Linked DNA regions of Homo sapiens: region 1 is linked to region 2. A link is an interaction called in ENCODE POLR2A ChIA-PET data of the cell type or tissue named here. Cell type or tissue: PC-9. All regions are shown on one strand. Each heading gives the region's core, and the rest is flanking DNA. Links, peaks and the distances in the headings are about the cores only.

Region 1 (7,511 bases), core at 1,504-6,503, 570 kb after region 2:
TCACCCAGGCTGGAGTGCAGTAGCGCCATCATAGCTCACTGCAGCCTTGATCTCCCGGGCTCAAGTGATCGTCCTGCCTTAGCTTCCCAAGTAGCTGGGACTACAAGTGTGCACCACCATGCACAGCCAATATTTTTTATTTTTATTTTTAGTAGAGACGAGGTCTCACTATGTTTCCCAGGCTTATATTCCTTGTTCACAGCAAGAACTGGATCATACCTCAATTGAGAGATTGAATCAAACGTGGTGGAATTGAGAAGCAGCATTGACACTCCTGGGAGCACACTCCTTCCAGGAAACAACAAAGGAGTCCTCTTGTGGTTGGTATGCTGTCAAATAAGGAATATGTAGTGCTGGAAACATTGGCTGTCATGGAAATACCTGGTTTAATCTCTCCCACTTATTAGCTGGTTCTTCTGCAAGTTATGCCTCAGTTTGCCTACCTCTAAAATGAGAATTCTATGTGAGTCTAAGCTAATAATCAAATCCTTACTAAATCAATTATCAGTCAAATATGAATTTTGCCTGAGAATGCCTCCCTCTACAGATATTAGAGATTGACTTTGGGGTATTTGAAAGATATTTCAAATATAATATCTTGGTTTTTAGTCTGGATTTAGTAGATAAATATTTTTTTTTTTTTTTTTTTTTTTTACCATGGCCAGTGATTTTGAAAAGCATTCTAGACTGAACTTGAGAAGACTGCTTCACAGCTAGTAGAGAGGACACAAATGTGACTTTCTTGGCAAAGCATTGTGATCATTGCCTGCCTTGGTGCCTTACAGAGGTCCTCTCCCAGCAGGTCATGGAAAATAAGTAACTTGACACAGGAAAGGAACTTGTATACTGCAAGTCAGTTGGTTTGATAAGTTGATTTAATCACAAAAGTCATTAACATTGAAGGCATCTCAGGCCAGACGCAGGGTCTCATGCCTGTAATCCCAGCACTTTGGGAGGCCGAGACGGGCAAATCACTTGAGGTCAGGAGTTTGAGACTGCCCTGGCCAACATGGTGAAACCCTGTCTCTACTAAAAATACAAAAATTAGCTGGGCATGGTGGTGCATGCCTGTAGTCCCAGCTGCTTAGGAGGCTGAGGTGGGTGAATCACTTGAACCCCAAGATGGCACCACTGCACTCCAGCCTGGGCGACAGAGTGAGACTCTATCTCAAAGAAAAAAAAAAAGTCACAGGCATCTCAAAGAAGTTCATTAAGAAAGGGCTCATGTGGATCATTGATTTATTTTTATTATCTTAATGTGCTAATTGCTATATATAATGCCTAAAAAGAATAGATAAACATATGCAGAAGAATTAATTTGGACCCCTGCCTCACATCATACACAAAAAATTAACTCACTGGATCAAAGACCTAAATGTAAGAACTAAAACCATAAAATTACTATAAGAAAAAATAGTGGGCCGGGCACAGTGGTTCACACCCATAATCCCAGCACTTTGGGAGGCCAAGGCGGATGGATCACCTGAGGTCAGCAATTCGAGACCAGCCTGGCCAACATGGTGAAACCCCGTCTCTACTAAAAATACAGAAATTGGCCAGGCCTGGTGGCGGGCGTCTGTAATCCCAGCTACTCGGGAGGCCGAGGCAGGAGAATCACTGGAACCTGGAAGGTGGAGGTTGCAGTGAGCCGAGATTGCGCCATTGCACTCCCGCTGGGCGACAAGAGCGAAACTTCATCTCAAAAAGAAGAAATCTTAGGGGTATATCTTCATGGCTTTGGAGTAGGCAATGATTTGTTAGATAAGATGCCAAAGGCTGGGCATGGTGGCTCATGCCTGTAATCCCAACACTTTGGGAGGCCAAGGCAGGAAGATCACTTGAGCCCAGGAGTTCAAGACCAACCTGGGCAACAAAGTGAGACCCTGTCTCTACTTTTATTTTTTAAAGTAAAAAAAGATTTAAAAATTTAAAAAGACACTGAAAACACATACAACCACATACATACATACACACATATATGTATGTGTATATATATTTAAATCTTAAGTCTATACACACACATATATATACATATATACATATATGTATGTGTATATATATATACACACACAACAAAGGAGTTGTGTGTGCGTGTGTATATATATATATATGTATGTGTATATATACTTAAAATTTAAAACTTTTGGCCAGGTACAGTGGCCCACACCTATAATTCCAGCACTTTGGGAGGACAAGTCAGGCAGATTGCTTGACCACTGCACCCCACCTTTTTTTCTTCTAATTTTCTGTCTCCCTATCAGGGAATCCAGCCTGGTCTCCTGTGTGACAGGCAGGGATACTATACAAATGAGGATACATTTTCACTTTCTTGATGGTGTCTTTTATTTACTTTTTATTTTTTATATTTATTTATTTATTTATTTTTTATTTTTTTTGAGACGGAGTCTTGCTCTGTTGCCCAGGCTGTAGTGCAGTGGCGTAATCTCGGCTCACTGCAACCTCCGCTTTCCAGGTAGAAGCAATTCTCCTGCCTCAGCCTCCCAAGTAGCTGGGATTACAGGTATGCACCACCATACCCGGCTAATATTTGTATTTTTAGTAGAGACAGAGTTTCACCATGTTGTCCAGGCTGGTCTTGAACTCCTGACCTCAGGTGATCTGCCCGCCTTGGCTCCCCAAAGTGCGGGGATTACAGGTATGAGTCACCATGCCCGGCCCAGTGGTGTCTTTTAAAGCATTAAAGTGTTTTGTTTTGTTTTGTTTGAGACAGTATCTCACTCTGTTGCCCAGGCTAGAGTGCTGTGGTGTGATCACAGCTCACTACAGCCTCAACCGCAAGGGCTCAGGCAATCCTCCCACCTCCCAGGTAGCTGGGACTATAGGCACATGCCCCCATGTCTGGCTTTTTGTATTTTTTATAGAAATGGGGTTTTGCCATGTTGCCCAGACTGGTCTCAAACTCCTGGGCTCAAGTGATCTGCCTGCCTCAACCTCCCAAAGTGGGAACACAGGCGTGAGCCACCATTTCCAGTCAGTGCAGCCATTTTATTTTAAAAATATGGGGTCCCAGCCCAGCGTGGTGGCTCAAGCCTGTAATCCCAGCACTTTGGGAGGCCGAGGCGGGCAGATCACAAGGTCAGGAGATCGAGACCATCCTGGCTAACACGGTGAAACCCCGTCTCTACTAAAAATACAAAAAATTAGCCGGGCGTGGTGGCAGGCACCTGTAGTCCCAGCTACTCCGGAGGCTGGGACAGGAGAATGGCGTGAACCTGGGAGGCGGAGCTTGCAGTGAGCCAAGATGGCGCCACTGCACTCCAGCCTGGGCGACAGAGCGAGACTCCGTCTCAAAGAAAAAATATATACATATGGGGTCCCACTCTGTTGCCCAGGCTGGTCTCAAACTCCTGGGCTCCGGTGATCCACCTGCCCCAGCCTCCAAAAGTGTTGGGATTACAGATGTGAGCCACGGTGCCTGGCCCCAGAGTATTTTTTTAAGTGGTTGCAGGGCTGGGTGCGGGGTCTCACACCTGTAATCCCAGCACTCTGGGAGGCTAAGGCAGGCAGATCACTTGAGCCCAGGAATTTGAGACTAGCCTGGAAAACATGTTGAAACCTCATCTCTACAAAAAATACGAAAATTAGCCGGGTGTGGTGGTACACACCTGTAGTCCCAGCTACTCAGGAGGCTGAGGTAAGAGGATTGCTTGAGTCTGGGAGGTTGAGGCGGCAGTGAGCCATGATTGCACCACTGCACTGCAGCCTCGGTGACAGAGCAAGACCTTGTCTTAAAAAAAAAAAATTGTGGAGGTTAGAAAGCAGTAGGATAACAAAGTGCTGAAAGAGGCCAGGTGCAGTGGTTCATACCTGTAATCCAGCACCTTGAGAGGCCAAGGCCAGAGGATCACTTGAGCCAAGGAATTCAAAACCAGCCTAGGCAACATCACAAGACCTAGTCTCTACAAAAAAAAAAAAAAAAAAAAAAAAATTACTTGGACATGATGGCATGGGCCTGTGGTCCCAGCTGTGTGGGAGGCTGAGGTAGGAAGATTGCCTCACAAGGTCTAGGCTGCAGGGAGTTGATTGCACTACTGCATTCCAGCCTGTATGACAGAGCAAAAACCTGTCTCAAAAACAAAACAAAACAAAAAAGCAAAGTGCTGAAAGAAAAACCGTCAAGCAAGAATTCTATATCTGGCCAGGCAGCATGGGCGTGGTGGCTCACCCCTGTAATCCCAGCACTTTGGAGGCCGAGGCAGGCGGATCACTTGAGGTCAGGAGTTCGAGACCAGCCTGGCAAACGTGGTGAAACCCCGTCTCTACTAAAAATACAAAAATTAGCCAGGTGCAGCAGCCGGCATCTGTAATCCCAGCTACTGCGGAGGCTGAAGGAAGAGAATTGCTTGAGGCCAGGCGTGGTGGCTCATGCCTGTAATCCCGGCACTTTGGGAGGCTGAAGTGGGTGGATCACCTGAGGTCAGTAGTTCGAGACCAGCCTGGCCAACATGGTGAAACCTCGTCTCTACTAAAAATACAAAATTTTTTTTTTTTTGTATTTAAAAAATGGGTGGTGGGCCCCTGTAGTCCCAGCTACTGGGGAGGCCGAGGCAGGAGAATTGCTTGAACCCAGGAGGCGGAGGTTGCAGTGAGCCGAGATTGCACCATTGCGCTCCAGCCTTGGTGACAGTACAACACTTCGTCTCAAAAAAAAAAAAAAAATTCTATATCTAACAAAACTGCCCTTCTAAAATGAGGGAGAAATTAAGATATTTCCAGATAAACAAAAGCTTAGGGGGGTTGTTACCACTAAACCTGCAGTGACTTAGCCTATGATCTTAGCACTTTAGGAGGCTGAGGCAGGAAGATCACTTGAGCCCAGGAGTTCAAGACCAGCCTGGGCAACATAACAAAACCCCGTCTCTACTCAAAATACAAAAATTAGCCAGATGTGGTGCACGCCTATAATCTCAGCTACCTGGGAGGCTGAGGCAGGAGAATCGCTAGAACCCGGGAGGCAAAGGCTGCAGTGAGCTGAGACCATGCCACTGCACTCAAACCTGGGCAACAGAGCAAGAGTCTGTCTCAAAAAAAAAAAAAAAAGTGCTATAAAAAGAATGTACTGATATATGTTAAAACATGGATGAACCTCAAAATCATTATGCTAAGTGAAAGAAGCCAGTCAAAGACCACATATTGTATGGTTCTATTTAAATGAAATGTCCAGAGCAGGCAAATCTGTAAGAAATAGAAAGTACCTTAGTGATTGTTTACAGCTTAGGTGGGTGAGCATTGGGGGTGACAGCTAAAGAGTAATAGGGTTTCTTTTTTTTAATTTTATTTATTTTTTTTTTACTTTTTTTTTTTTCCTTCGAGATGGAGTCTTGCTCTATTGCCCAGGCTGGAGTGCAGTGGCACAATCTCAGCTCACCACAACCTCTGCTTTCCAGGTTCGAGCAATTTTCCTGCCTCAGCCTCCTGAGTAGCTGGGACTACAGGCACGTGCTACCACTCCTGGCTTATTTATTTATTTACAGACAGAGTTTCACTCTTGTCACCCAGGCTGGAGTGCAGTGGCGCAATCTCAGCTCACCGCAACCTCCACCTCGCGGGTTCAAGTGATTCTCCTGCTTCAGCCTCCCAAGTAGCTGGGATTACAGGCATGCACCACCAGGCCTGGCTAATTTTGTATTTTTAGTAGAGGTGGGGTTTCTCCGTGTTGGTCAGCCTGGTCTTGAACTCCCGACCTCAGGTGATCTGTCCCCCTCAGCCTCCCAAAGTTCTGGGATTACATGTGTGAGCCACCGCGCCTGGCCAATTTATTTTTAGTAGAGACAGGGTTTTGGCATGTTGGCCAGGCTGGTCTCAAACTCCTGACCTCAAGTGATCTGCCTACTTCGGCCTCCCAAATTGCTAGAATTACAGGCGTGAGCCACCATGCTTGGCCATTTTTTTTTTTTTTTTTAGAGGCAGGGTCTAATTATGTTGCCCAGATTGGTCTTGAACTCCTGACCTCAAGTGATCCACCCACTTCAGCCTCCCAAATTGCTAGAATCACAGGTGTGAGCCACCATGCTTGGCCATTTTTTTTTTTTTTTTTAGAGGCAGGGTCTAATTATTTTGCCCAGACTAGTCTTGACCTCTTGGGCTCAAGTGATCTGACTGCCTCAGCCTCCCGAAGTGCTGGAATTACAGGCATTAGCTGCCATGCCTGGCCATAGAGTTATGGGGTTTTTTTTTTTTTAGGATGATGAAGATGTTCTAAAATTGTGCTAGTGGTTGCCCAGCTCTATAAATACACCAAAAATCATACTAAATATACTAAAAATGTATGAATTGTATGGTTTAGGAATTACATCTCAATAAACCTATTACCAAAGGAAATAAAAATAATAGGACTTCTTTGCCAACAGGACACTTAAAAGTCTGCACAAAGAGATAGGATCACTTAAAAATTCTAACATGCTCTTTAATTTGTATTAACAATTTAACCAGAGGCTCCAAACTAGTAGTCTGTAGGCCACACTTGGCTTGTAGTAGATGTGTCTTACAGGGACTAATATGTTTTTCAAAAATTAAACAAACATTAAACAGTTGGCTGTATATAAAATCCACATTTCTAGCTTCTCTCTTTTTTTTTTTTGAGATGGAGTTTCACTCTTGTTGCCCAGGCTGGAGTGCAAGGGCGTGATCTTGGCTCACTGAAACCTCCTGGGTTCAAGTGATTCTCCTGCCTCAGCCTCCCAAGTAGCTGGGATTATAAGTGCCTGCCACCACACATGGCTAATTTTTTTTGTATTTTTAGTAGAGACAGGGTTTTACCATGTTGACCAGGCTGGTCTCAAACTCCTGAACTGAGGTGATCTGTCCGCCTTGGACTCCCAAAGTGCTGGGATTACAGATGTGAGCCCTGCCTTTAGCTTCTCTTGAAAATCTGATCTAGCAAATCTAACAAATGGGACTCATGTAAGTTAGTCATATGTAGGTCTCATTCACAATGATGGAAACCTTAGTAATTAGAGCTGTGTGAAATGAAATGGGTTGCTTTTGTAATAATATATTATCACTGGTAGTACTCAGACATAGGTTATAGGTCAGGGAAATAGAACAATGATTCAGAGTATCAGAGGAGAGATCAGACTAATAATCTAAATCTATTCTGATTCAGCCTATGGATTCTGTTTGATAAAGTGGGAAGTTATATGGAATAAGCAGAATGAGATTCTCTACGCATTTATTCCTCCCCAATTCATTACATTTGGAGTGAAGATATGGTTAGAAGAGACATCATACACTATTACTGCCAGCGTTTCTGGTTTTCAAATCAAAGCCTAAAGGGCAGACCCTAAAGCCTTAGGTATTATTCGTTCTTGAAGCCAAGTTTCAGAAATACGTTGCTTTCCTTCTTGAATGAGTAGTAGAGGAGAAAACAAAAATAAAACAATTAAAAAAGAATTACTTTGCTTTCCAAATATACTTGAGTGTTCTCTTCAAGGACAATGAAAATTATGTAAGTGCTCATTTTACTTTATTTTGGATGACGGGTAGCTGAC
Region 2 (7,511 bases), core at 1,476-6,475:
CAAGTCTAGAGTTAATTGATACATTTACTCCAAGACAATGTAAAGAACTTACAACAGTTTAATTCCATTTTAACCACTATTATTAACGTTTTATACAATCGAGTTTCATTTAGATTTGCCATGTATTTGCCATTTGAATTCTCTTCATTCTTTCTAGCATTTTTGACCTTCAATTTGAGCTTTTTTTTCTTTCTACTCCAAGTCCATTGGTGACATACACTTACAGCTTTTGTTTGTCTGAAAATGTCTTTATTTCATATTCATTCTTAAAGGATGTTTTCACTGGGTATAGAATTCTTGGCCTGCAATTATTTTCTTTTTGCACATTGAAGATGATCTTTCTGCTATCCTCTGTCTTTTAATGTTGCTCTTGAGAAGTTAGCTCTCAGCTTACCTTGCTCTGTTGAAGATAATCTGACATTTTTTCCTGGCAGTTTTTAAGATATTCTCTTTGTCTTTGGTATTCTGCTATTTCACCACATATGTCTAGGTGCAAATTCTTTTTGAATTAATAGACTTCATTTTTTTTTAGAGCAGTTTTAGGTTCACAGCAAAATCAAGTAGAGAGTAGAGTTGGCCAGATGCAGTGGTCCATGCCTGTAATCCCAGCCAAGGCAGGAGGATCGCTTAATCCCAGAATTCGAGACCAGCCTAGGCAACATGGCAAACCCCATCTCTACAAAAAAATACAAAAATTAGTAGCCAGACCTGGTGGTGCACGTCTGTAGTCCCAGCTACTAGGAAGGCTATTAGAAGGATCATTTGAGCCTAGGAGGTCGAGGCTGCAGTGAGCTGTGATTGCACCATTGCACTCCATCCTGGGCGATGGAGTGAGACCCTGTCTCAAAATTAAAAAAAAGAAAAAAGAAAAAGAAAAAAAACCAAAGTACAGAGAGTTTCCACATGCCCCTCCCTCGTTTTCCACACACAGCCCCCCTTAACATCAACATCCTCCATGGGTGTTGTACATTTGTTACAATCAATAAACCAACATTATCGTTATCGACCAAAGTCCATAGTTTACATTAGGGTTCACTCTTTGTATTGTAAATTCTATGGGTTTTGACAAACTTATAATGAAATGTATATACTATTACAGCATCATACAAAATAGTTTCACTGTTCTAAAAATTTCCTGTTCTAATCTATTCATCCTCTCTCACCCCAAACCCCTGGCAGCCACTGATCTTTTTACTGTCTCCATGGCCTTGTCTTTTCCAGAATGTTACATAGTTGGAATCATACACTATGTAAGCTTTTCTAGGTGTAAATTAATTTTTTTTTTTTAGAGGAATCTCGCTCTGTCGCCAGGCTGGGGTGCAATGGTGCGATCTCAGCTCACTGCAACCTCCGCCTCCCGGGTTCAAGCGATTCTCCTGCCTCAGCCTCCCAAGTAGCTGGGTCTACAGGCATGCACCACCAAGCCTGGCTAATTTTTGTATTTTTACTAGAGACGGGTTTCACCATGTTGGCCAGGCTGGTTTTGATCTCCTGACCTCGTGATCTGCCCGCCTTGGCCTCCCAAAGTGCTGGGATTACAGGCGTGAGCCACCACACTCAGCAAATTAAAAAAAAATTTTATCTGGCCAGGCAAAGTGGCTCATGCCTGTAATCCCAGCACTTTGGAAGGCCAAGGCAGGTGGATAACCTGAGGTCAGGAGTTCAAGACCAGCCTGGCCAACATGGTGAAACCCCTTCTCTACAAAAATACAAAAATTAGCCGGGCATGATGGCGGATACCTGTAATCCCAGCTACTTGGGAGGCTGAGGCGGGAGAATCGCTTGAACCCAGGAGGTGGAGGTTGTAGTGAGTCGAGATCACGCCACTACACTCCAGCCTGGGCAACAGAGCGAGACTCCGTCTCAAAAAAAAATTTTTTTTTATCCCACTTGGGATTTGTTGGGCTTTTTGAATCTGTAGATTAATGGCTTTGATCAGTTCTGGGAGATTTTCAGCCACTGACGTTTCCAATATCACGTTTTCATTAGTCTCTCTCTTCTCTCCTGAAGTTCCAGTTACAAGAGTGTTAGATCCATTTCTCATTTATTCTTCGTGTCTTTTACTATTTCTTGCTATTATTTTTAATCTTTATGTCTCTCCATGCTCATTTTGGATTATTTCTTCTGACCTTTCTTCCAATTCACCAATTATCTTTTTTGCTATGTCCAAAATGCTTTAAATTTGCTATTGATTTTTAAATTTTAGTTAATTGTATTATTCATTTCTAGAAGTTCAGTTTGTCCCTTCAAACCTACTGTCACTTTTCATCCTGTTCCAGGCAAATATTTTCAAGCTACTCTATTGTTTATTTAAATATGGTTGTTCTATATTCTATGTAAAATAATTCCAGTGTTTAAATTCTTTATAGATATGTTTCTATTGTCTCTCATTTCTTCTGGTTCTTGCTGTGTGGTCTCATTTCCTTATGTGCCTGATTATCTTTTTTTTTTTTTTTTTTTTTTTGAGATGGAGTCTCACTCTGTCACCAAGCTGTAGTGCAGTGGCGCGATCTCAGCTCACTGCAACCTCCGCCTCCTGGGTTCAAGCAATTCTTCTGCCTCAGCCTCCTGAGTAGCTGGAACTACAGGTGCCCGCCACCATGCCCGCCTAATTTTTAGTAGAGACAGAGTTTCATCATATTGGCCAGGCTGGTCTCAAACTCCTGACCTCAGGTGATCCACCCACCTCGGCCTCCCAAAGTGCTGGGATTACAGGTGTGAGCCACCGCGCCCGGCCCTGATTATCTTTTACTGTGTGCTGGCCGTCGTACTTAAATATTTCTTTGTGTGACTCATTTGGAGCCTTGACTGAAGGACCTCCCTCCAGAGAAGGTTTTCATTTGCTTCTTCCAGAAACCTTTGGAAGAAACAAATAGTCTAGGGTCACCTCAATCTAAGTTCAAGGCTTGAGGTTACCGACCACCCAGGAGATACAAATTAGAGCTGCAAGTCTGTTACTGGAAAGGAGTCCCAATCCAGACCCCAAGAGAGGGTTTTTAGATCTTGTGCAAGAAAGAATTTGGGGCGAGTCCATAGAGTAAAGTGAAAGCAAGTTTATCAGGAAAGTAAAGGAATGAAAGAATGGCTACTCCACAGGTAGACCAGCAGCACCATGGGCCTCTGGTTGTCCATTTTTATGGTTATTTCTTGATTATACACTAAACAAGGGGTAGATTATTTATGAATTTCCAGGGAAAGGTGTGAGCAATCCCCGGAGCTGAGGGTTCCTCCCCTTTTCAGACCCTATAGGGTAACTTCCAGATGTTGCCATGGCATTTGTCAGCTGTCATGGTGCTGGTGGGAGTGTCTTCTAGCCTCCTCCTCACCTTACAGCCAGTAAGAAATAGAACCAGGCTAATGTATTATAATTATCATATAGTGAGCAGTGAGGATGACCAGAGGTCATTCTCATTGCCATGTTGGTTTTGGTGGGTTTTGGCCGGCTTTTTTACTGCAACCTGTTTTACCAGGAAGGGCTTTATGACCAGTGTGTTGTGCTGACCTCCTGTCTCATCCTGTGACCAAGAATGCCTAACCTCCTAGGAATGCAGCCCAGTAGGTCTCAGCCTTATCTTACCCAGCCCCTATTCAAGATGCAGCTGCTCTTCCTCTGATTCAAACGCCTCTGACAAGTCCATACTGGGGCTGGTTTACTTCTGAGAGTATGGCTCTTTGGGATCCCAACTAATTTGGGGGAAGGTCTTCTATTTGATCTTCCACCATGTGCTCTGGACTTTTATTTGTGTACATTGCCTAGAGGAGTTATCAAAACAACAGTTCAAACTAGCCCAAATCAGGAAGTGCCCTCAGAGTAAATGTGAGTTTCCCGTATGGTTTATCTGTCTACGTTTCTGTTTTCCCTTTAGCTTTGTTCTAGTGATGCCTTACCCTATGGCTGCACCAATATGTCAGTGTTTTTAGTTGTTTTCTTTTTTTCTTTTTTTTGAGACAAGTCTTGCTCTGGTGCCCAGGCTGGAGTGCAGTGGCCTGATCTCTGCTCACTGCAACCTCCGCCTCCCAGATTCAAGCGATTCTTGTGCCTTGGCCTCCCGAGTAGCTGGGATTACAGGCATGCACCACCATGCCCAGCTAATTTTTGTATTTTTAGTAGAGACGGGGTTTCCTCATGTTGGACGGGCTGGTCTTGAACTCCTGACCTCAGGTGATCTGCCCACCTTGGTCTCCCAAAGTGCTGGGATTACAGGCGTGAGCCACCGTGCCCGGCCTTTAGCTGTTTTCAATAGGAGAATTGATCTGAGGAACTTGGCGTGGCATTCCCAGAAAAGAGAAGCCGGCCAGATGGCAGACTCCATTTGAAAGAGATGGAAACTGTGGCTTAGAGAGGTGAGGCCACTTGCCTAGGGCCTTACAGCCAGTAAGAAATAGAGCCAGGCTGCAAGCTGAGGGCCGTTTTACACCAAATTCAGTGTTCTTGTCCCCACTCCCTGGCAGCACCCTCTTGATTTCTTTATATGTAATGAGGAAGTCAGAGAGTCTCTGAGGGCCCTTTGGACTCAGATGTTCTCCAACCAGGATTTCACGGCTTTTCAAATCTCTAAGACTCACTGAGCCTCCTCCTCACCTTCAGTCTGGGATTTAGAGAGAATTCCTAGATCAGCCATGAGGGGGCAGTGGTGTGCAGAGAGTGCCCAGATTCTAAAATGATGACACAGCCAAGGGCTTCTTTCTTTGTGGAGGTCTTTGCTTCTCACTGTCAGAGTAAAAAGAAAATGATGCAGCCTAGTATTCTAAGTCCCCTGTCCCTTCTGCTTCATTTGTCCAAGTCTGGTCGATGCCGCCTCTGGCACAGAGGATGGGACACAGAGATAAGTCATGTTGTGTCTCTACCATCAAGGACCCATGGTCCACTAAACCCTCTCCAGGCTAGGTTTCTGGCTGATTTTCCACCTCCTTGTCTTTGCTCTTGCTGTTCTCTGCACTGAAGTGCCTCCCCTTTCTCATCGCTGCCATTACATTTCCCCTCATTCTTAAGGTTCAGTTCAGACGCCACCTCCTCTCTGGAGCCTCCCATCCACCCCCATCAGCACCCCGCTCCCTCCCCTGCGCTCCCAGCCCAGGTTCTGAATCTCTCTCATGGCTTGAATTCAGGTCTGGCCATGTGCTTGTATCACCCTCCAGACTGGAAGCTCCTCAGGCAGCTAGGATCCCCATCAACCCTGGACCCTGTGCCAGCCCAGAAGATCAAGAGTGCTGGAGAAAGGGAAGCTGGAAGAAGATCTGCTGGCTGGGATTCCTGGCAGGGCTGAAGGAGATCAGAGCCTGCACTGAACAGACTCCACCGCGGCAGCTCCTTTCTCTACTCTGGACTCCAATCCTTTTGGGATCCTGCTTTGCACTCACTGATGAGAAAATGACAAGGGACACCTCCAGCTCCAAGAAACTATGGATTTTAAAAAATGAAAGTATAAAAGCCCCAGAAGAAAACACAGGAGAATGGCCAGCCGTGGTGGCTCACGCCTATAATCCCAGCACTTTGGGAGGCTGAGGTGGATGGATCACTTGAGATCAGGAGTTTGAGACCAGACTGGCCAACATGGTGAAGCCCTGTTTCTGCTAAAAATACAAAAATTAGCTGGGCTTGGTGGCGTGCCCCTGTAATCCCAGCTACTCTGGAGGCTGAGGCAGGAGAATTGCTTGAACCTGGGAGGCAGAGGTTGCAATGAGCTGAGAAATGCAAATCAAAACCACAAGGAGATACCATCTCATGCCAGTTAGAATGGCAATCATTAAAAAGTCTGGAAATAACAAATGCTGGTGAGGATGTGGAGAAATAGGAACACGTTTACACTGTTGGTGGGAGTGTAAATTAGCTCAACCATTGTGGAAGACAGTGTGGCGACTCCTCGAGGATCTAGAACTAGAAATACCATTTGACCCAGCAATCCCATTACTGGGTATATACCCAAAGGATTATAAATCATTCTACTATAAAGACACATGCATACATTTGTTTATTGCAGCACTACTTACGATAGCAAAGACTTGGAAGCAACCCAAAAGCCCATCAATGATACACTGGATAAAGAAAATGTGGCACATATGCAACTTGGAATACTATGCAGCCATAAAAAAGAATGAGTTCATGTCCTTTGCAGGGACCTGGATGAAGCTGAAAACCATCATCCTCAGCAAACTAACACAGGAACAGAAAACCAAACACTGCATGTTCTCACTCATAAGTGGGAGCTAAACAATGAGAACACATGGACACAGGGAGGGGAACATCACACACCGGGGCCTGTTGGGGGCATGGGGAAAGAGGAGGAAGAGCATTAGGACAAATACCTAATGCATGTGGAGCTTAAAACCTAGATGACGGGTTGATAGGTGCAGCAAACCACCATGGCCCATGTATACCTATGTAACAAACCTGCACGTTCAGCACATGTATCCAAGGACTTAAAGTAAAATTTTAAAAAAAGCAAAAAGAAAACAGAGAATTTCTGATTAACTTTAGAGCTAGAAAGACCTTTCTATGCCTCAAAACCAGAAGCCATAAAGAAAAAAGTATATAAATGGCTCTTATGCTTTTGAGGAAATGCTCAGCCTTATTCATAAGGCGATAATTACAATTTTAAAATACAATTGAGATTCCATTTTTCTCCTATCAGACTGGCAGAAATCCAAAGGTTTGATAACATTCTCTAAGCAGCACCATGGAAAAGCAGGTACATGTACTGTTGCTGGAGGAGGAGAGTTCCCTCTGCATAATCCCCACGGAGGACAACATGGCAACATCTACCCAAATTACAAAACACCGGTGTTGGGCAGAATTCTGAGGTGACCCTCACTGGCCTTCACTCTTCTGTGGTCCCCTGCCCTTGTATGAGTGTAGGGCCTGTGAATAAGATGAGCATGTGAACCAAATGATTGTATTCCATTATATGACAAAAGGGATTTTGCAGATTAACTGAGGTTCCAAGTCAGTTAACCTAATGTTAGGGAGATCACCCTTGTTGGACGGATCTGACTGGGTGAGCCCTTGGAAAATGGCAAGCTTTCTCTGGCAAGAGAAATTCATCAGAGATTTGAAGCATGAGAAAGATCTGTTCGGCCATTCCTGGCTTGATGTTGGAGGGAGCTGCATGGTGAGGACTGTGGGTGTCCTCCGGGAGCCCAGGGAGGCCCCTCCTGGAAGCCTGCAAGAAACCAGAGACTCAGTTCTACAACCACAAGGATCCAGATTCTGCCAACAACAAGAATGGCCTTGGAAGTAGATTTTCCCCCCAGAGCTTCCAAAAAAGAACCAAGCCTGGCCGCCACCTTGGTTTCACCCTGAACTCAGCACCCAGTTCAGGTGAGACTGTGAGCTAAACAATGGGTGTTTTTTTAAACTGCTGAGTTTATGATAATCTGGTATGCAGCAATAGATAACTCATACAGTACTTTCAACCTGCCAGGCATGGTGGCACATGCCTGTGATCCCAGCACTTTGGGATGCTGAGGTGGGAGGATTGCTTGAGCCCAGGAGTTCAAGACCAGCCTGGGCA

Evidence for each region. ChIA-PET counts read pairs that join two places held together with the same protein. Peaks named below come from ENCODE experiments on the same cell type or tissue, not always from the same donor. Only the 100,000 strongest peaks of a DNase experiment are listed, where the experiment ranks them.
Region 1: POLR2A ChIA-PET joins it to region 2 with 22 read pairs; 1 of 35 experiments calls an interaction of 5 or more read pairs at or near these places.

Annotation. Positions count from the first base shown.
Region 1 is chr1:32,129,593-32,137,103 of GRCh38, forward strand. The region is part of intron 1 of KPNA6 (karyopherin subunit alpha 6); the gene reads left to right. Among named protein-coding and RNA genes, the nearest start is that of KPNA6, 25 kb to the left of the region's middle. In PC-9, for the core only: a CTCF peak has its summit at 4,070; a DNase peak (open chromatin) is centred at 4,029; H3K27ac peaks cover 2,195 bases.
Region 2 is chr1:31,559,615-31,567,125 of GRCh38, forward strand. LOC124903917 (a long non-coding RNA gene) reads left to right here. Exons shown (of 3, transcript XR_007065609.1): 3 at 5,110-7,318. Among named protein-coding and RNA genes, the nearest start is that of TINAGL1, 13 kb to the right of the region's middle. RefSeq lists a silencer at 3,394-3,688. In PC-9, for the core only: CTCF peaks have their summits at 4,623 (motif pointing right) and 4,825; DNase peaks (open chromatin) are centred at 2,787, 3,467 and 4,627; H3K4me3 peaks cover 1,662 bases; H3K27ac peaks cover 3,752 bases.